Linked DNA regions of Homo sapiens: region 1 is linked to region 2. The links are chromatin loops, found by intact Hi-C in ENCODE. Cell type or tissue: PC-3. All regions are shown on one strand. Each heading gives the region's core, and the rest is flanking DNA. Links, peaks and the distances in the headings are about the cores only.

The links. A loop is a pair of places that touch in the nucleus more often than their neighbours do. Peaks named below come from ENCODE experiments on the same cell type or tissue, not always from the same donor. Only the 100,000 strongest peaks of a DNase experiment are listed, where the experiment ranks them.
Region 1: it touches region 2 in a loop (4-fold over the local background); 2 of 110 quality-filtered maps call a loop at or near these places.

Annotation. Positions count from the first base shown.
Region 1 is chr2:197,773,102-197,783,539 of GRCh38, forward strand. It overlaps BOLL (boule RNA binding protein), which reads right to left. Exons shown (of 11, transcript NM_033030.6): 2 at 8,621-8,764; 3 at 5,874-5,965; 4 at 3,958-4,012; 5 at 2,564-2,639. The coding sequence starts at 8,749. Among named protein-coding and RNA genes, the nearest start is that of BOLL, 7.0 kb to the right of the region's middle. In PC-3, for the core only: a CTCF peak has its summit at 4,892; no DNase peak of the experiment used is centred there.
Region 2 is chr2:197,610,593-197,621,030 of GRCh38, forward strand. RFTN2 (raftlin family member 2) reads right to left here. Exons shown (of 9, transcript NM_144629.3): 6 at 7,208-7,329; 7 at 5,284-5,387. Among named protein-coding and RNA genes, the nearest start is that of RFTN2, 60 kb to the right of the region's middle. RefSeq lists enhancers at 8,703-9,207, 9,664-10,164. In PC-3, for the core only: CTCF peaks have their summits at 4,668 (motif pointing left) and 4,867; DNase peaks (open chromatin) are centred at 3,109 and 4,619; H3K4me3 peaks cover 352 bases; H3K27ac peaks cover 851 bases.

The DNA of each region.
Region 1 (10,438 bases), core at 948-8,947, 160 kb after region 2:
TCTTAATTAGATCCTTTTGAGAATTTGATGAAAATCAGGGACCTTTTCCTCAGATATATATACAGTCAAACACAATTTTACACACAATTTTGGAGGTCCATGGATTCCCCCCAAAAGATATTCCACTATTATTCAAAGATAATGATAATGGTTCATTATTCAATAATGGTTCATTATTCAAAGAAAATGAACCATGCTTTACCTGCTAAATAAATAAATTTTCAGTGCATACTATTTCAAGGCATTGAACAGGGCCCTAGTGATACAGCAAAAAATAAAAAAATTAGACATGAGATGGTCTGTATCCTCAAAGAAGTTAGGTCTGGTAGTGAAGATAGTCATTAGTTGATTACACAATTAATTAATTAAATACAATTTTGATAAATACATGAGGCATTATAGGGTACGATACTGAACATTTCAATTATTATGTATACAAAACATATATAAAATTTCTCTCTATATACATATATATGGAAAATTTGTGATGAAATGATGTTCAGCTAAGCTCTAAAGAATGAATTGGATGGCAAAGTACATTCTAGGTAAAGAAAACAGTATATTAGATTCTGAGAACAGGAGTATAGAATGTTCTGGAACTGAAAGAAGGCTACATGGCTAAAGCATGGAAAGAAAAGGGAAGAATACCTCAAAATAAGCTGAGCATAAGACAATAAGAGGTGCACTTTTGAAAGATCACTCTGGCTGCCTTGTGAATGATGGATTGGAAGGTAGAAAGATTGGATTCAGAGAGACCACTTAGGATGTTTTTCCAGGAATTAAGGTAAACAAAGTGGTTAGTTGGGACTCGGGTGTTGGTAATGGAGATGGAAAGAAATGACAGATCTAAGAAAAAACTAAGATAAGAATCCCTTATTTGTAAATGTACTTTTAACACCTATTTTTCTTCGCAGAAAAGTCAAAAGAACTTTGGAGTCAAACAGTCCTGCATTTGAAGGCTAGTGCTACCACTCACCATTAGGCTATTTAACCCCATACTTCTTAAAGTTGGATAAGGGATGGATGGTATACCAGGAGATATGAAAAAGCAGAGGCTGAACATAGTAATCTTCCTACAGAATCAGTTTTATTCAATTGTTTTTGGGAAATATTTTTATATTCAAATAAACAATATGATATTATGGAACAGAATGCAAATTATACATGATGTTTTTGCATAAATCATGAGACTTTAAAGAAAATTTGCAATTCCAGTATGCTGCAGTGGGTTAGGAACCACAACATGCCAAGATTAACTCTCCTCTACCTTTAGGAGTATTTCAGCAGAAACATTTTTAAAACAATGACTTTATCTTTTTGGGATTGAATTTTCTATTTACAAAAATAGAGATAACAATACATCATGGGATTCTATGAAGATTAAATGAAAACTCATAACATTGACCCTTGCACTAAGTAGTTTTGAAAAAACTATTTGTATATGTGAAAGCATTCAGCATAGTGCTGATTTATTTTCTATTTCAGCAACTGGTAGATCATACTATGAGCATTACTATTTAGTACATATTGCTGGTGATAATGGGCTAACGGACCGTTACTATATGTTCTAGCTTAACCTTTGCAAGTAACAACAGTAGATTGAAAATATTCAGCATTCTGCCATATTTAGTGCATTCCATTTTGTATTAACCTACTGAGGATACTTTGATTGTCTCCTAAATTAACAAATACTAAGTCAAAATTAAACTTAATATACATCAATCTCTTTTTTGTTGTAGTTGTGGCAACTGTATTAACCAAATATCTATTATTTCTAAGTCAAAAGCATAACAGTCCAAATGAATACAATCTATTAATTTGTTAACAGATTATATATAATAACCTAATGTTTTAAACATTCCCGTAGACACTAGGATGTGGCTAAGGGAAAATAAGTTAGTTATAAATTTTACATCACATTTCTCCTTCTAGCCAAAGACTGTTAGGAATTTTAATAAATATTAAAGGTAAAAAGTTAACTATAAAGATGCCTAACTTAATAAGTAGAAAGAGTGAGGAAAGATAGAATTGAAAGCATTAGAGAAATTTGAGGAAGGTAGATACATAATTTAGCCAATTCCTAAAGCTTTAGGGATTGTCCCCCTGAAAATTATGACACACCTGGCTGGGTTACAGTACACAGCATGCAGCGAGTTTCTGATATTAGTTCTATGTTTTCACTTTCAATATTTTTACTCTGATTAATTTTAAATTAGTTTCTAATTAAAATTTTTCTCATTAGTAAGTCTAAATTATTAAATTACTTCTAATTACTTTTGCTATATTAAATGATATTTTCATCACGAAAGATTTTTTTTCCTTTAATGATGTAACTACATGGAATATACTTAAGCATCTTTATGTATATAAATTTTTTCCCAGCCAAAAAAATTGAGATATATTATTTTGTGGCAAAAATATTCAGTTTTTCCACCAACTTTGCTAAAATAACTTTATTAGATGAAAGAAACATGATCTTTTAATAAAGTTCTATAAAAAGTCTTATATTTCAAAAAAGAACCATGCAAAAATATTTAAAAATACATTAGTTCTCAATACATACGAGGGATCCCTACTTGTTGTTTTCTTATTGCTGGACCAATGTTCAGCTTCTTATCCTTATAATTAAGTTTTTCAGCCTAAAATAAAGAAAAAAGAAATTATTTTATTATTTTAGCACTATTATTTATAAAATCAATAAGGAAAAACTAGTTAGAAAGAATTTCAAAAATTCAGACTATAATATTCTTTCAAAGCAGCAAGGAATAGTGGGAAAGAGCCGTCTTCAGACTGAAATAGATCTGGGTCTGACCGCAATTCCCCATTTTCTCCATTTGTAATACAGTCAATCCTCATTACTCATGGATTCTGTATTTGTGAATTTGCCTACTTGCTAAAATTTACTTGTAATCCTAAAATTAATATTTGTGGCAATTTTGAGGTTATTAGTGGACACGTGAAGAGCGGCGGAAAATTTGAGTAGCCTGATGCGCATGCTCCCAGTTGAGGTCAAATAAGGCGATATTCTTTCTTCTTGTTCCAGTGCTCATACTCTAAGAGAGAGCTTTCTATTTAGTGCCATGTTTTCTCCATTTTTGTGCTTTTTGTTGGTGATTTGGCTATTTAAAATGGCCCCCATGTGTATTGTTGAAGTGCTGGCTAGCACAAGAAGACTGTCATAGGCATTATGGAGAATATATATATTAGATGTGCTTAATTCAAGCATGAATTATAGTGCTATTGGCCATGGCTTCAATGTTAATGAACCAGTAATCTGTTATATATGATGCCTTTAAATGGAAAACCATATAAAACAAGGTTATATATTGATAGGTTGATGGCAATATTGTGACCAGAGGTTCTTGGGAACATTACCTTGTACTTCCCCTAGAAAGAGGAGTTCAGCATTTGCTAATTCAGTGTTCCTAGCAATGTTAGAGAACATAACTGCCACAAATAACAAGAATTGACTGTATTTGATTTTAATAACATACAATTCAAATTCTACTTTTTTTCTAAAAAAGTTAAATGTTATATTTGCCTTAACTTAAAGTTATTACACTGAATTGCTGGCTATAGGCTTTTTTTCTGTGAATATTCTTAGTTTATATAATGTTTTTCACAGGAGGGAAATCATCTCAGATAACCTCACTGTTGGAATCCACATTTGTAGTGTTTTTTAAACATTCAAAATGCTATTAACACTTCGCAAAAGATATATCCCCAAGTTCTTAATTTAAGTAAATAAAGCGAAACATTATATTACAGTTTCACAACCATACTTGTAGTGATTTTGGAATTTGCTCTTCTGCAGATTAAGTTTCCTAGAGACCAATGCCAATCTTAAGATGCAAACCTTTTTTAAAAAGCAGTTGATTATTGTATTTGAACCCCGAAAAGATTAGTTTCAAATACAAAATTTCCAGAAATGAAGTTAAATACACCAAAAGATCATACCTCTTGTAAAATTTTTTGTGCATCTTCTTGTGTTTCAAAAGTGACGAAACCATACCTAAATAAATGCATTAATTATTACTAATTAATCATTTTCTTAGAATGTTATATTAATTATATTAAAATGTTTAAAAATTTTGTTTTTAAATCATCGGCCACTGTAGGAGTAGGCATGTTTCTATGCTGCACTAGCATGGGAATCTTAGAAGAATCATTCACAGCCTAACACTGTCACTTTTAGTCAGGAACTAAAAGAAAAAAAACCCCTGAGATCTTGAAACAGCTTCAGCTCTCAGCTGTATGCAGGAAAGAAAAGCACAAGAGATTCATGCTGTTGCTTAAAAATTGGGGATGCAATAAATTTCAATCCAGAGCAATAATCTCCTTTTAAACTAATAGAAGTTTGGCTAAGAGAAATCAAAGTAGAAAAATAACTAAAAAATTTAAAATTTCAACACAATAAAATTTCTTATATTGGTGAATGACAATGTAAATGTATTATTTAATTATTATTATTAGCACATATAACTGATAATGTAATTATTAGTATATTCCCAAACAATATCAATTAAAAATATGTACAACCCAGATTTCACATCTGTTTTTCATACATAATTAACTTCAAGCACAATTCATATAATGTTGAAGATACAAATACACATAAATGATGTGCTCCATGTCCAAAAAGCCACAATAGGTAGAGAAAAAAGTAACAAAAGAAAGAAAAAATGTATCTCTCAAAACATAATTGCTATTTAGATAACTTAAGTAAACTCTTCTGAGTAATGCTAAATATCTTCACTATTTTCTTCAATTCATAATTACTGGATCATATACAAAGTTTCTTCTTTTAAACAAAGGAATTTCTCTTTATCTATTTGCCCAAACATTAAAAAGTTAAGGAATTAGTTTTACGCTATTTTTTTGGTAGAACACACACGCCACCCAGTGGAAAAGGCATAAAATACAGTTTACATTTACATTTCCATGTATGTTTTCCAATGATTAAAAAATGGTATTACCAAAACATAGCAAATTCTGTTAGTCAAACAAAAGAGGTAAATCTCACTTCACCTTAATATTGTTTGGCATTCTGAGGAAGTATCTCATCTGTTTATAAATAACCTTTCTGTAGAATCCCATCTCTTCCAGCATATCCATCTGTCGAATGTTGTTTCTCACCAATACCACCTCAATGGGTCCCTTTTCTTATGCCTATAAATATGTATGTCTCGTCTCTCTTTCAAGAAAGTAAATACAATACTTTACTGCCTTATCTATTTTCTTTTAACTTTGCAGTCCAACTCCTTAAGTGAGTGTACTATGTAAACTATCTTTTTCCTTTCTGAAATTTGGCTTTGTACACATAGCATTCCACTGAAACAGCTCTATACACATTTAAAGACACAGTCTATTACTTTCTTCTCAATTTTCATTATCATTGATATAGCAATTAAAAATCATTCTCACTAGAATTATATTTCTCATACTGGTCCCCTAATTAGGTCTCTGAGGCACAACCTACAGACATTTCTTGGTGTCAGCTGTTTTCAAATAAAGCTCTCTATGGCCTAAAGCAGGGATACAATTCCAAAAGAATCTGATTCCTTTTGCTTCTCATTCCTCAGCTAATGTACATCTGCTACTTACATTAAGTGCTTGCTGCCTACCACTGAATGGTCCCTCCACCCATGCAAGAATAACTTCTCAACAAATTAAGAAATATTACAGTGTCTCCTCCCTCCAAAATACACACACACACACACACACACACACAAGGAAATCAAAAGGTAGGAGGAAAGAAGAGGGCATGATGGTCTCTGCTGGAAAATGGAACCAAAGTAAACTGGCGTACAAAACCTAGTCATCCAATGAAAATAGAGTTGCTAATTCCATAGACAATCTATAGTGATACTAACCCTTTGGATACTCCAGCTCTGTCATTTACAATCTTCACTTCTTTCACAGACCCATACTGGGAAAAAAATTTTCTTAAATCACTTTCGTTTGTCTAATGGCATAAAAAGAAAACGTTAAAAAGCATTTTTAGTTGATAAAAGATGAATAATTCTCATGCTTGCTCTGGAGACAGAAAAAGTTATAGATAAGATGCATGAAAAATGCCTCTCATCATCAAAACAGTGCATAAACCACTAGGTGATTAAAATCAAGGTAAATATCTTGCTTTATGCAATAGCTATGTTGTTAAATTACCATATGCCAATAAAAATGTAAGCTGAATTATTTTAAAACTACAAAACTCACTATTTAAAGAAATCTTTAAATGATTCTTGTTCTCTAGCTGGCCAGTTTTTAAAAAGCCAATTTGGATTAGGAATGCTATTTCCATAGTAAGGGTACAATACTATTTTGGCTCTTGTGGCTCAGAGACAGTCATGGCAGTGGAACTAGGTTGTGTTGGCCTACACCAGTCATTCTATTTTAATCAGTAGTCTCAGGAACTCCTTTCCTAAGTCAGTTTTAGGAAAGGAATGTATTTCCAAAAGTGCTTGAACTCAACTGTGAGAACAATGGAGTGACTATAAGATTTAAAGTTATTAGATTCCTTATCTGTACTCAATATACATTTCAGCTAAATTCAGACATTGTTTTGATAATAAAATAAAAATTGGAATCATAATTAGATTTAAAGCATACAAGGTGTCTACAAAGATGGTTTTGGCATGTCTGTTTTTTTAATTGAAATAGTCTGATAATAGACTCATATCACCTTTTCTCAGAATACTGACACTAAATTCATTGCAATTTCATTTCCTGGTTTAGCTGTAACTGTTTGTCTACAAGAGTAACTTTTCTCTAGAAAAAAATTTCTTTATATACACTGCAAAAAGACATGCCTTAGTGCAGAGCTATGCCTTTTGAGTTCAACTGCCACCTCACTACTTACATACACTATTGGTTTTTAGTTGGTAACATAAAGCCTGCTAAGCTGCATAATGACAAATACTGATTCAATCTAAGAAAAACTGAATGACTTTTATTTCAGTTAACAGAAAATGAAATCAATGCTAGAATAAGAATTGTTACTAGATATTTGAATACAAATTAATTCCAACTATTCTCTGGTAGAATAATCACTACCTCAATTTTGTAGCTCCACTTCTTTAGTGACAAAGAGACAGTCAAGAAAAGTAAGCATTAAGAGGGATAGTCTGTTTGCTTATAAAAATGAAAGGTTAAAAAGTCTGTGACTACTTGCTATTAAAGTAAATGATTTCCTTGCTGGCCTTTATCTGTGGTTTTGAAAAAGGTATAAGTATACAGGAGGAAGCCCTAGCAATTACCTTAAAGCTATGGCTGCATTATAACAACCGTCTCCAAAGTGCATGCTGTAGCTGATGGGCTTCAGTAACCTAAAATAACCTGGCCATACAAATGTTTATATTTATTGATAACTTATTTTTAAAAACATGCTAATCTATTGTAATATAAATGAATTCCCAAATTGAACATTTCTGCCAGCTATCAGTATTTTCCACAAAGAAAATCTTTTTAAAAATAAATATTTTATAAGAAATAATTTTTCTTACTTTATTTTTAGTGAAACAATCATATACTTGTTTAAGACTCATTGTTTTGGCAAATACACTAAGTGTAACATTTCTCTTGTGCAGGAAAAAAGAAATTCCACCCAAATTGTAACAGATTGGTTATATGGAAATAGTTATAAATGTCAAATATCACACCTAATGGCATAAGGAAGGTTTTTTTTTTGTTGAAAATGATAACTCTCCCTATAATTTCTAATATGTAAAATAGAAGCTTGGAAATCCTTCTATATATCCATTTGAAAGTAAGAGTATTCCACTTAAAATATCTATGCATGCCTTTCTTGTAGGTGTTTACTCTTACCTCCCCTATGTGGGCTGGGGGGCACTGCACATCATGTCATGAACTATGCTTTCTTGAAACAGTGGAATGGCTGATTACATGATATAAATATATTAGTTTTTAAAAAACTTTTATTTTAAGTTCGGGGTACACGTGCAGATTTGTTATAAACTCATCATTGGGGTTTGTTGTATAGATTATTTTGGCACCCAGGTACTAAGCCTAGTACCGAATAGTTATTTTTTTTTCTGCTTAAATATACTACTTTTAAGATGCTTTATTCTGACAAGGACACAGGACTTTTTTGGTGATCAAATCCTAAATTCTAACATAGAAAGTGCTTTGCAAAGAATAGATGCCTAGGAGGTTGCTCAGGAATCTGAGATAAGAGTTGGGGTAAAGAAATAGTATTTCATAAAAGTAAGTTTTTAAAAAATAGAGTCTCTTTTGAAAATTATAATAATCAATTATTTTGGCTATTGGAATATTAGGCAAGAAAGTATAATTAGTTCTGGTATGGAAGAGTATGGAGCTATGAGACAGAAAACTAGGCTTCTAGTCTCACTCTGTCACTATGTGGCTAGCAGCCCACAGCAAGTCAGTGAGGATCAATTTCTTTATATCTGACATTGAACAGTTTTTAATGCTTTATGTAACCTACATGCTGGTTGAAAAGATTCTTTATAATAAGATAATTCAAAATCTGTTAATCATTATGCAAATATGTTATTTTATAGTTGCACAAAGAAATAATTTCTGAGAAATAAAGACTTCTAATGAAAAAATACACTTTACTGCATGCATAAATAGGTACCTTAAAATCAATTCCTCCTACAAAGATGCGATTAGGGATCACTGTTCCATATCTTGGGGCACTTGTTGGGTTATTCAAAGGCACAGGTGACACAGGATTAGGGGATGGAGATAATGAATCTGTTTGCATCTGGTTTGATGTTTGCTGTAAAATAAAATTCTTTTACACTTTTTGCACTGGGTATAATGCAGTCTGCTTTTGATGCAGACCAAAAACATATATTTTTCAAAAAGAAGAGTCATTTAGGCAAAATATAGTATTCTAGGCTTTACTTTTAATATTATAAAAATTATAATTAGAGCTAAGAGCTTTTTAAGGCAACAGAACTAGGAAACACAGAATCTACTCCACTATAGAGATTTTAAATATTAAATATATTACTTAAAATGCTTATATTATTATCAAACCTATTACTTAATTATTAAGGGGAATATTAAACTCATGAACATGTTTGAGAAAGAGAAAACAGTCCCAGCCTGACACAATCAACTACACCCTGGTGTTGTTAGGAGTTGGCCTGGCACTCACAGCTAGGCTGTGGTGTTCTCTTGTTAACAGAACACCAACATCAGACAAAGTCACCCTGTGACTCTGATGGATCAAGATTAAAAACAAGACCACTCCATAATCATGTTTGAATGCTGACAAAAACAAAGGCATTGCCCAAACCACAAGAATAACCAAACAACCCTCCATTCTGGCTGATATGAGTGACTGCTCCTTCTTTATCAGCTATAGTTTTAGCCTCGATCCATTTTTCTTTCCTTTTAGATAAAAGTTAACACATCCAATCATAGAATTACTACCATTTCCTGACGCTATACATTCCAGAGTAAAGCCCTACTTCCTTAAACCCTCTCTAGAAATTGCTCAACAGAAGCCTATATCCTGTAAGTTCTAACACCTTCTGATTGAGAGGCCCCATGGTTTATGTTTTCCCTTGTTTGAACAATTAACAGACCCAACTTTACTAAATGACGCATGTGTTCCTGGTGGTCTTTAACTAATGGTCATCGACAAGTTAATAAACTCTAACATTCACATTCACCATTTTCAGCCTGAAAGTCAAAATTTTAAATGCACTTGTCAATTTGAAGATTGGACTGATTTTGTTAAAAAATTATATACTTGTAGCTCATAAATGTTTATTCCAAAGAATTAGCTCAGTACATATCCACATGTTCACAATTCTAAGTTAGAGGACATAATTTAAATTTTAATAAATATATATAAATGTATAAGCCTTTGCAGAATGGTAAGATAATAGACTTTTAAGGTATAACTGAAAAAAAACCCAAGACTTGAGAATCACATTGAAGAGAAACCAATTCAAGAACTGGTGAATTATTTTCCATCTGGAAACACTAAACACACTTCTGAGACAAACCCCATAATATCCTAAAGACAAACCCCATAATATCCTAAATGTGTGCTTCAAAAAACTTGAAGTAAACTGGGTGTTGTGGCTTGTGCCTGTAATCCCAGCTGCTTGGGAGGCTGAGGCAGGAGGATTGCTTGAGATCAGGAGTTCGAGACCAGCCTGGGCAACAAAGAAAGACCCCATCTCAAAAAGAAAGAAAAAGAAAATAACAAAAGCTTGAAGTTCATAATTCCAATTCTCTGAGAAACAAACTCATGAAAATGAATCTCCAGCTCAGGTAATAAAGTTGTTCTTTTTCAAATTTGTTCTGCTCTTTCTTCTCTGGCCAATACAATCACAATCCCTAAATTAATCTTTGCAAGATGTACAGAGAAATGACTAGGGCAGGAGTGGCAATTGGGCTATAGGCTGGACCTTATGGGCTCTCTTCCCCATCC
Region 2 (10,438 bases), core at 796-8,795:
ATACCCTTTATTTCTTTCTCTTGCCTGATTGCCCTGGCCAGAACTTCCAACACTATGTTGAATAGGAGTGGTGAGAGAGGGCATCCTTGTCTTGTGCTAGTTTTCAAAGGGAATGCTTCCAGTTTTTGCCCATTCAGTATGATATTGGCTGTGGGTTTGTCACAAATAGCTCTTATTATTTTGAGATATGTTCTATCAATACCTAGTTTATTGAGAGTTTTTAGCATGAAGTGCTGTTGAATTTTGTCAAAGGCCTTTTCTACATCTATTGAGATAATCATGTGTTTTTTGTCATTGGTTCTGTTTATGTGATGGATTACATTTATTGATTTGTGTATGTTGAACCAGCCTTGCATCCCAGGGATGAAGCCGACTTGATTGTGGTGGATAAGCTTTTTGATGTGCTGCTGGATTCGGTTTGCCAGTATTTTATTGATGAGCTTCATATCATTGTTCATCAGGGATATTGGCCTAAAATATTCTTTTTTTGTTGTGTCTCTGCCAGGTTTTGGTATCAGGATGATGCTGGCCTCAAAAATGAGTTAGGGGGGAGTCCCTCTTTTTCTGTTGATTGAGATAATTTCAGAAGGAATGGTACCAGCTCCTCTTTGTACCTCTGGTAGAATTTGGCTGTGAATCCGTCTGGTCCTGGACTTTTTTTGGTTGGTACGCTATTAATTATTGCCTCAATTTCAGAACCTGTTAGTGGTCTAGTCAGAGATTCAACTTCTTCCTGGTTTAGTCTTGGGAGGGTGTATGTGTCCAGGAAGTCATCCCTTTCTTCTAGATTTTCTAGTTTATTTGCATAGAGGCGTTTATAGTATTCTCTGATAGTAGTTTGTATTTCTGTGGGATCGGTAGTGATATCCCCTTTATCATTTTTATTGCGTCTATTTGATTCTTCTCTCTTTTCTTCTTTATTAGTCTGGCTAGTGGTCTATGTATTTTGTTGGTCTTTTCAAAAAACCAGCTCCTGGATTCATTGACTTTTTGAAGGGTTTTTTGTGTCTCTATCTCCTTCATTTCTGCTCTGATCTTAGTTATTTCCTGTCTTCTGCTAGCTTTTGAATGTGTTTGCTCTTGCTTCTTTAGTTCTTTTAATTGTGATGTTAGAGTGCCAATTTTAGATCATTCCTGCTTTCTCTTGTGGGCATTTAGTGCTATAAATTTCCCTCTACACATTGCTTTAAATGTGTCCCATATATTCCGGTATGTTGTGTCTTTGTTCTCATTGGTTTCAAAGAACATCTTTATTTCTGCCTTCGTTTTGTTATTCACCCAACAGTCAATAAGGAGCAGGGTGTTCAGTTTCCATGTAGTTGTGCAGTTTTGAGTGAGTTTCTTAATCCTGAGTTCTAATTTGATTGCACTGTGGTCTGAGAGACAGTTTGTTGTGATTTCTGTTCTTTTACATTTGCTGAGGAGTGCTTTACTTCCAAACATGTGTTCAATTTTAGAATAAGTGTGATGTGCTGAGAAGAATGTATATTCTGTAGATTTGGGGTGGAGAGTTCTGTAGGTGTCTATTAGGTTCACTTGAGGATGAGGTTTTTTAATGTTCTTGGTATAGTACAACTTGATTCAGCTGGACCAAAAGTCCCCTGCCTTTAAATTCTGCCTTCTGGATATAAATGAGTGCATGTCTTTCTTCTATCCTGTGTTCTAAAGTTCTCTCTCTCTCACCCCCTCCCTTACCCTCACTTTCTCTCTCTCAGTGTAAGGTTAGAATTCAGTGTTTCTGAAAGTGCATAAAAATTGCTTTGGGATTCCTGTTACAATGCACATTCCTGCCCACACTCCAGAATTGGAGAGGGGAGCCATGCTGCTGTTTTGAGGTAGCCAAACAGAGGGAACTTTAGCTCCTCCTTCTCCTTTATTTTGGTGGTTTAACAATATTAGCTGCTAACTCAGCTGGTTTGGTCCTCCACCAAATTTGCTCTGAAGAGTTACTGTCAACTTTCACCTTGAACTCTTGAAGGAAAAAGGATTGAGCCCATTGGTATTATTAATAGTGATAACAATTAAGAAGGGATTCTGGCATGTTTTCAGGACCAACAACAATAACTCTGGAATAATGTGGTGATATAAGATTACAGCATCATGACGTTTCCATGGTAATGCAGCTTTAAACCCTAGTGGTGTGATATTGCCTAGGGTAATTGAAGCAACAACTTTAACCTAGGGACGTACTGTATGTATGTAATCCAATAACAGGATATATTTGAGTGAGGGAAAAACAGCTTATATATAGGCCATTCAAGTATGGCTTAGGTGACAGAAGAGTAGGGAGAATGTTGAAATTACTTAAGACTCTGTTGTTGCATATAAGACAAACACATGTAAGGAAGAATGTTTTCACTGACAGTAATTTTAAGTTATGTTTTCGACATGTGGGCCGCAAAAAGAAGATGATGATAGACATTCTTTTTTCTGGGTGTGAGAATATGTGTAAGAAGATATCTTAATAATGTCATTATGTATTTCTGTTGCTTTTATTATCTTGTCATCTTCAGTGCTGATTTTGTATATAGTGAACTAGAGTATTTACATTTTCTGAAACATCCTGATTTAGGACAGGCCAAGCTACCATCCCTGAACATTGGTTTCAACTTATCAGAAATTTTGGTTCTGCTAAGGATTGCGTCCCAAAACATTAGCCCTAATTCATTAGCTTAATATGCCCAGGCCCTGTATAGGTACTTTGCGTGTATTATCTTAGTCATAGTGATAATCCACTAAAGTTGATATTATTGTCCAATTTTTCAGATAAGGAAATTTATCTTAAAAAGGTTAGATGACTTGCCCAAATCATACAGCTAAACAATGATGAAGCTATAATTAAAACAAGATCTGCTTAGCTCCAAAGCCTGGGCAGCTCATAACCATTCCTCTAGTGTCAGAGACTAAAAACTTCGGGCTCTATCCTCTATTTTGACCAAGGTCAACTGTATATAACACTTTTCTTTATTTGTAAAGATGACATCATTGACCATGATTACTATCGTTGTGTGTACTGAAGCAGCTAAGAACAGCATGTGACTTGTCACAGGGACAGTATATTTGCACAAGAATAAAAAGGCAGAGAATAAACAAGATTTACCAACAATCCTTGTTACCAAATGACCTTCATCCTATATTTCCTGTGTTGCAGGCACTTGGCAGGACTCAAATTACAAAATGCAAAGGAACAAAATAAACACCAATATTGCACAATGCTCCTTGGCATACAAAAGAAGAGTAGACATTGAGAGTTGTAGTGAGCCTTGTTGCATAATGGCAATTAATGTTAAAATTACATTTTTCTGCTATCTTCTATACAGAGTTAGTAGCATCTTCCTAAATGGAAATCTGCTAAATAGTGATGATGCTGCCCTCTAATCTCTTTAGTATTTGATGATCCCATCCAACTTTGACAGTTTAAAATGTCTCTTCTTTTTAATATTCCTACAGAACCTATAGACTAAGACACCTCATCTAGCCCTTGATTAGTTACTGTATTATATTACACAATACATAAGCTTGATCTGCCCTGACCAGAATGTAAGTCCCTTGTTTTGTACATATGAAACGTAAGCTTAACCAGCTCACAAGATCCTTCAGGGCCAGAAACCATGTACAGCTTCCACATATTTTTATTTATTGATTGACTTTTTGCCTTTTAAATTTGATTTTTAAAATTTAAAATTCAGAATGGCGTGGCAGAGATAAGAGAAGGAGCATCTGAATGCTGAGAAGAGTTTGGCTGGAGATGGTTGGAGAGGAGATCGGCTGCTGGACGGTCAAACTCCGGAAGATGATCATCTTCCCACTGCATCCCACCTCTACCCTCAATAAAACCTGCACAATCACTGTCCTCAATTCCCTGTGCAACTTGGTTCTTCCTGGACGCTGGACAAGGACCTAGGTACTGAGAGGACACTGAGCTGGTTAACACTTAAGCCCTCTGCAGATGGCAAAACTAAAAGATCACTGTAACACATGCCTACTTGGGCTTTGGGAGTCACAGGCACCCACCCCTAGACGCTACCATGGGGCCGGAGCCCCACAGCACTCACCCCAGCTCCTGCACCTGCCCATCTGTGTGCTTCCCCTCCTGTAAGTGGTTTGAGCATGCAGAGGGTGAACAAACAAGCCACACCCCTGTCACACATCCTGCAAGGTTGAGGGCGGGGGTGTCATGGAATTCTCCTGTTTTGTGAAGACTGAATCTTGAGAATTATTACTATTCTGTTATTTGACAGATATGTCACAGAGTACAAAAGGCTGGGAAATCATGCTTCAAGGAGTCATCACTCAATTTGAGAACAGTTACTATAGAGCTCTGGGAAGAAAAGTAGATTAATTGCTTTGCTTACTTCAAACATTCCTTTTTTGTTCTTTAAACTTGAGTTTCTTTACTTTATATCCACCTTAATTCCTTTCCCTACCCGAAGAAGGTGTGGCTTTTCAGATAAAGCCATGCCAATCAAAGGTTTTTAAATGTTGTGGGGTACTGGGATACTGGACAGGGCTAAGTTGCTAAACCGGGAAGGCCAGAAAAGGTGAGTGAAGTGGGTTAGACTAAGGAAGGGGAAGTTGCTTTCCTTAGTCACACCTGCAAATCACTCAGAATGTTGAACCATAATTGACTCTGCTAAAAGGGAAGGCCTAGTTGGTACTGTGCTGTCCTCTGCAGGTAGTCACCTGCCCAGGCAGGACAGCCTTAGCAGTCAGTCATTTCCTGGATGCCAAAGCGGGCAGAGGACACATCTCTGGGTCCCAGGAATAGCAAAGCATTTTACATAATGACTTACTTGGTCTCTGTTTCCCTCTCTCAAAAAAGTAAGATTCAATTTTTCCTTTCCAGGAAAGTTAGTAAAAGGAGAAAAGGAAAAGGAAAGTTAGTACTTACAAAATATTGGCATTTGGTTCTAATGTAGGCATTTATTTTAATGGAAACAGCTACCAAGTCCATGTGCCAAGGGGAACTAACTCACCACACTGGAGGGGAGGTGGCAGAAGCGCTCCTCCATCCTGCTCACTCTGGAACCCTACTGTGTCCTAAACCTGGCTGTGGGCTGGGGTGAGAACAGTTTTGGATATGTGCTGCAGAGCCTAACAGCTTATACATCTATAATGCCAAGGACTATATTTACTAACCTCTAAGGTCCATAAAATCAAATTCGAAGCTCAGTGTAATGTTTTCTGTAGGCATTAAACAAATATTTGTTGAATTGAACTATCTAACAGATGAAGTTATATATTAGAATTAAATGATAGTATGTAAGGATACTTTTGCCTTACCTGTCATGTCTCAATACAGGTGTGGGCAACACGCTTGTCAGAAGCCATCCGAATTCAGCCAGAGTGTGCAGCAGAGGGCCATAATCTGTTTTGATTTCACATCCCTGCATGAATAAGTATAAGAGCTCATAGTCTAATGGCAAAGACAACCAACTACACAATTACAACAAAGGGTGATGCGTGTTAGGATGAGGGGAGTTCACTTTCATCCGCTGCAGCCTTCCTGGGCTTCATGTTCTGCTCTGCTTCCTTCTGATAATTGAACCAAGTTAGAAACACTAGTAATGGAGAGAGGTTTCCATCCCGTTGTCTGAAGTTTGGGCCTTCCTTTGGTCTTGTTAGGGCAGTGGTTCTCGAAATTTAATACATGGGGTTGGGGAGCTGGGAATCTGCATTTTATTTTATTTTATTTTATTTTATTTTATTTTATTTTAAAGAGAGGGTCTCATTCCTACATCCAGGCTAGGGTGCAGTGGCACAGTCATAACTCACTTTAACCTCAATCTCCTGGGCTCAAACTATTCTCCTGCCTCTGCCGCCTGAGTAACTGGGACTACAGGTGCATGACACTATGCCTGGTTAATTTTAAAATTTTTTGTAGAGATGGGGTCTCACTATGTTGCCCAGGCTGGTCTTGAACTCCCGGGCTCAAGTTATCCTCCCATTTCACCTTCCTAAAGTGCTGGGGTTACAGACGTGAGCCACTGTGTCAGGCAGAGGCTGCATTTTAACACGAGTTCCTTAGCGGATTTGGATCCAAGAAGTTTCTAGAACACATTTCAGAAACATGGGTCTAGGGACCAGGAAGTGAGGACAAGAGTGGAGAGTGACAATAGTGGTATTGAAGATGAGAGGCGCTTGGGTGTGGGGAGTCTTTTCACTGCTTTTTTCTTAATTTGGAATTGAGTTTTGCTAAGAGCTCTACCTCTTTCCTCAAATCCTTTTTCCCCACTCAATGGGTTTTCTAGTTTCTTTGAAAATGGGCTATGTCTCTTTAACCTGTGTAAGGTCAGAAAGGTAAAAGTATCCCTGAAACAGCCTGTCAGGGAGGGCCTCAAACACAAAACAGAATATACCTGAATTCAGTGTGTACACCTCAAAGACAGTCCATTCAGTGACATCTGAATTCAGGGTGCACAACATCAGCAGCAATGTCATCTCTGTTTGTGAAGGACAATGCTGTGTGTACATATTTGGCCTGGCGAGAGAGAGAACATCTTTTGGATATTTTTGCCTTTGAAAGTCATTCATAAGGTTAAAAAAAACCTCAGTCACATTGGTTGATTGGAGATAAAACACTAGTTGAGTGACCAAATTTTTTTCTTTCAATCAGTTGTCACAGAATGCTGTAAAGAGAAGCTCAGTGCCAGGCGATGTTTTTTGGCTTAAAATTTTTGGGAACTTACTGCTGCTTATGCATAGTTAATTATTTCTCTATCTTGCAAAAACATTTAACACTGGATAAAGCAAATTACCTTTTCACAAATCCGAAAGAAGTTTGTTCATGCATTTGTAATGAGATTCTAAACACTAAACAAATATGTGTTTAAGGATACTGCATGTGCCAGGCACTGAAGATCTTTAACATGTAAAATAAAATATATATAGCCTGGGCAACATGGCGAGACCCTGTCTCTACAAAAAATACAAAAAAATTAGATGAGTATGGTGGTGCAGGCCTGTAGTCCCAGCTACCTGGGAGGCTGAGGTTGGAGAATCACCTGAGCCAGGGGAAGTTGAGGCTGCAGTGAGCTGTGATGGTGCCACTGCACTCCAGCCTGGGTAACAGAGTAAGGCCCTGACTCAAAAAAACAAAAACAAAAACAAACAAACAAACAAATGAAAAACCCAAACCAAACATATATATATATTATATATTATATTTATATATGTAAAGCTAAATTGTCAGAAAACTGCAGCTCACCTCAATAACAGTCCATTGTTCTACTACGATGGCATCATTTCCTTTCCTACTAGAACCTGGAACTCCAGAACCTTCTTCTTCATAGATAAAAAATCCTTCCAAAGATTTAGGCAAATGTTCCCCTGTGAGGAAGAGGGTACAATTAAGAAGGGTTGTAAATACTAAGTGGCTCATAAAACCATCTAAATCCTTAAATAACTCATATAGGAAACTGAAGGAAAAACATTTCAATTAAAAAACATTTGTTGCCCCCTCCCCCTCCCCCTCTCCCTCTCCCTCTCCCTCTCCCCACGGTCTCCCTCTCCCTCTCTTTCCACGGTCTCCCTCTGATGCCCAGCCGAAGCTGGACGGTACTGCTGCCATCTCGGCTCACTGCAACCTCCCTGCCTGATTCTCCTGCCTCAGCTTGCCGAGTGCCTGCGATTGCAGGCGCGCGCCGCCACGCCTGACTGGTTTTCGTATTTTTTTGGTGGAGACGGGGATTCGCTGTGTTGGCCGGGCTGGTCTCCAGCTCCTAACCGCGAGTGATCCGCCAGCCTCGGCCTCCCGAGGTGCCGGGATTGCAGACGGAGTCTCGTTCACTCAGTGCTCAATGGTGCCCAGGCTGGAGTGCAGTGGCATGATCTCGGCTCGCTACAACCTCCACCTCCCAGCAGCCTGCCTTGGCCTCCCAAAGTGCCGAGATTGCAGCCTCTGCCCGGCCGCCACCCCGTCTGGGAAGTGAGGAGCGTCTCCGCCTGGCCGCCCATCGTCTGGGATGTGAGGAGCCCCTCTGCCTGGCTGCCCAGTCTGGAAAGTGAGGAGTGTCTCTGCCCGGCCACCATCCCATCTAGGAAGTGAGGAGCGCCTCTTCCCGGCCGCCATCACATCTGGGAAGTGAGGAGCGTCTCTGCCCGGCCGCCCATCGTCTGAGATGTGGGGAGCACCTCTGCCCTGCCGCCCCGTCCGGGATGTGAGGAGCGTCTCTGCCCGGACGCCCCGTCTGAGAAGTGAGGAGACCTTCTGCCTGGCAACCGCCCCGTCTGAGAAGTGAGGAGCCCCTCCGCCCGGCAGCCGCCCCGTCTGAGAAGTGAGGAGCCCCTCCGCCCAGCAGCCACCCCGTCTGGGAAGTGAGGAGCGTCTCTGCCCGGCAGCCACCTCGTCCGGGAGGGAGGTGGGGGGGTCAGCCCCCCGCCCGGCCAGCCGCCCCATCCGGGAGGGAGGGAGGTGGGGGGGTCAGCCCCCTGCCCGGCCAGCCGCCCTGTCCGGGAGGTGAGGGGTGCCTCTGCCCGGCCGCCCCTACTGGGAAGTGAGGAGCCCCTCTGCCCGGCCAGCCGCCCCGTCCGGGAGGGAGGTGGGGGGGGTCAGCCCCCCATCCGGGAGGTGAGGGGCGCCTCTGCCCGGCTGCGCCTACTGGGAAGTGAGGAGCCCCTCTGCCCGGCCACCACCCCGTCTGGGAGGTGTACCCAACAGCTCATTGAGAACGGGCCATGATGACAATGGCGGTTTTGTAGAATAGAAAGGGGGGAAAGGTGGGGAAAAGATTGAGAAATCGGATGGTTGCCGTGTCTGTGTAGAAAGAGGTAGACATGGGAGACTTTTCATTTTGTTCTGTACTAAGAGAAATTCTTCTGCCTTGGGATCCTGTTGATTGGTGACCTTACCCCCAACCCTGTGCTCTCTGAAACATGTGCTGTATCCACTCAGGGTTGAATGGATTAAGGGCGGTGCAAGATGTGCTTTGTTAAACAGATGCTTGAAGGCAGCATGCTCCTTAAGAGTCATCACCACTCCCTAATCTCAAGTACCCAGGGACACAAACACTGCGGAAGGCCGCAGGGTCCTCTGCCTAGGAAAACCAGAGACCTTTGTTCACTTGTTTATCTGCTGACCTTCCCTCCACTATTGTCCTGTGACCCTGCCAAATCCCCCTCTGCGAGAAACACCCAAGAATGATCAATTAAAAAAAAAAAATAATAATAACAATAATAAAATAAAATAAAATTAAAAAAAAACATTTGTTTTGGCTGAATCAATAATCTCCTCCTCCTCTTGGAAAGTTTTTCTTTCTCCCCAAAGAGCAACACTTTTTTTTTTTTTTTTACTTCACTGAATTAAAATCCAACTATACATATAAAAACTACAATAGCAAAAACAAGGTAAAATAGTGTGGCACAGTGAGAAGCGAGTGGAAAATCAATCTAAAAGGCATCTGGATGTGATCTTCATTTTGAAATCAAAATTTGGTTTCGGATCTATACGTTGTATGCATGTTAATTATAACCATTAAGAGAAACAGCATAAAACTGTTAATATTTGAAATTAAAGACATAATATTAAAATTAATGCTAGGTAAGATTACTTCAAAAGACCTAAACACAGAACAATTCTTTACCTCAATGATGGGTTAAAAAAAAAAATAAGAAAAACAGGGACAGGAAGACCCTAAACAGAAGTCATTGTCAAAAGAATTCCTGCTGGGAAGGAAGTTTTAAGGGAGGGCCTCTCTGACTTTTTCTTGAATAGTTGACAATAACCAGCTGGCCTACACAAACTGATTTTATGGAAGTTCTTTTGTCTCCTATTTTGCTATAGGAGACATTTTTCCCATGGTCATGTGCTGCTTAAACATTTCGGTTTTTGTGTAGCACAATGTCACATTAAAGTTTCCCTGGTTGACAGCTCTCTAAATTCTAAAGGCCTGCAAACTTTTCAAAGGATCTTTTAAGCTTAAAGATAAAAAAGACAAAAGTAATTTTAATGTAATTTTCTGTTTTAATTTTCATTATCAGGCTATAAATTTTAAGAGATAAATCATTATTATTATTTTTTTGACATAATTCATGGTTAGGGCAGAACACCATGAAGAATTTGCATTGTTCAGAGTGGTTCCCAAGAACCCAGTAGGCTGGGCGCAGTGGCTCACGCCTGTAATCCCAACAGTTTGGGAGGCCGAGGCAGGCAGATCACCTGCGGTAGGGAGTTTGAGACCAGCCTGACCAACATGGAAAAAACCCATATCTACTAAAAATACAAAATTAGCTGGGCATGGTGGCGCATGCCTGTAATCCTGGCTACTCGGGAGGCAGAGGCAGGAGAATCGCTTGAACCCGGGAGGGGGAGATTGCGGTGAGCCGAGATCGTGCCATTGTACTTCAGCCTGGGTGACAGAGCAAGACTCCATCTCAAAAACAAAACAAAACAAAACAGAAAAATGAAAAACAAACAAAAAACCCAGTGAAGTTTAGTTTC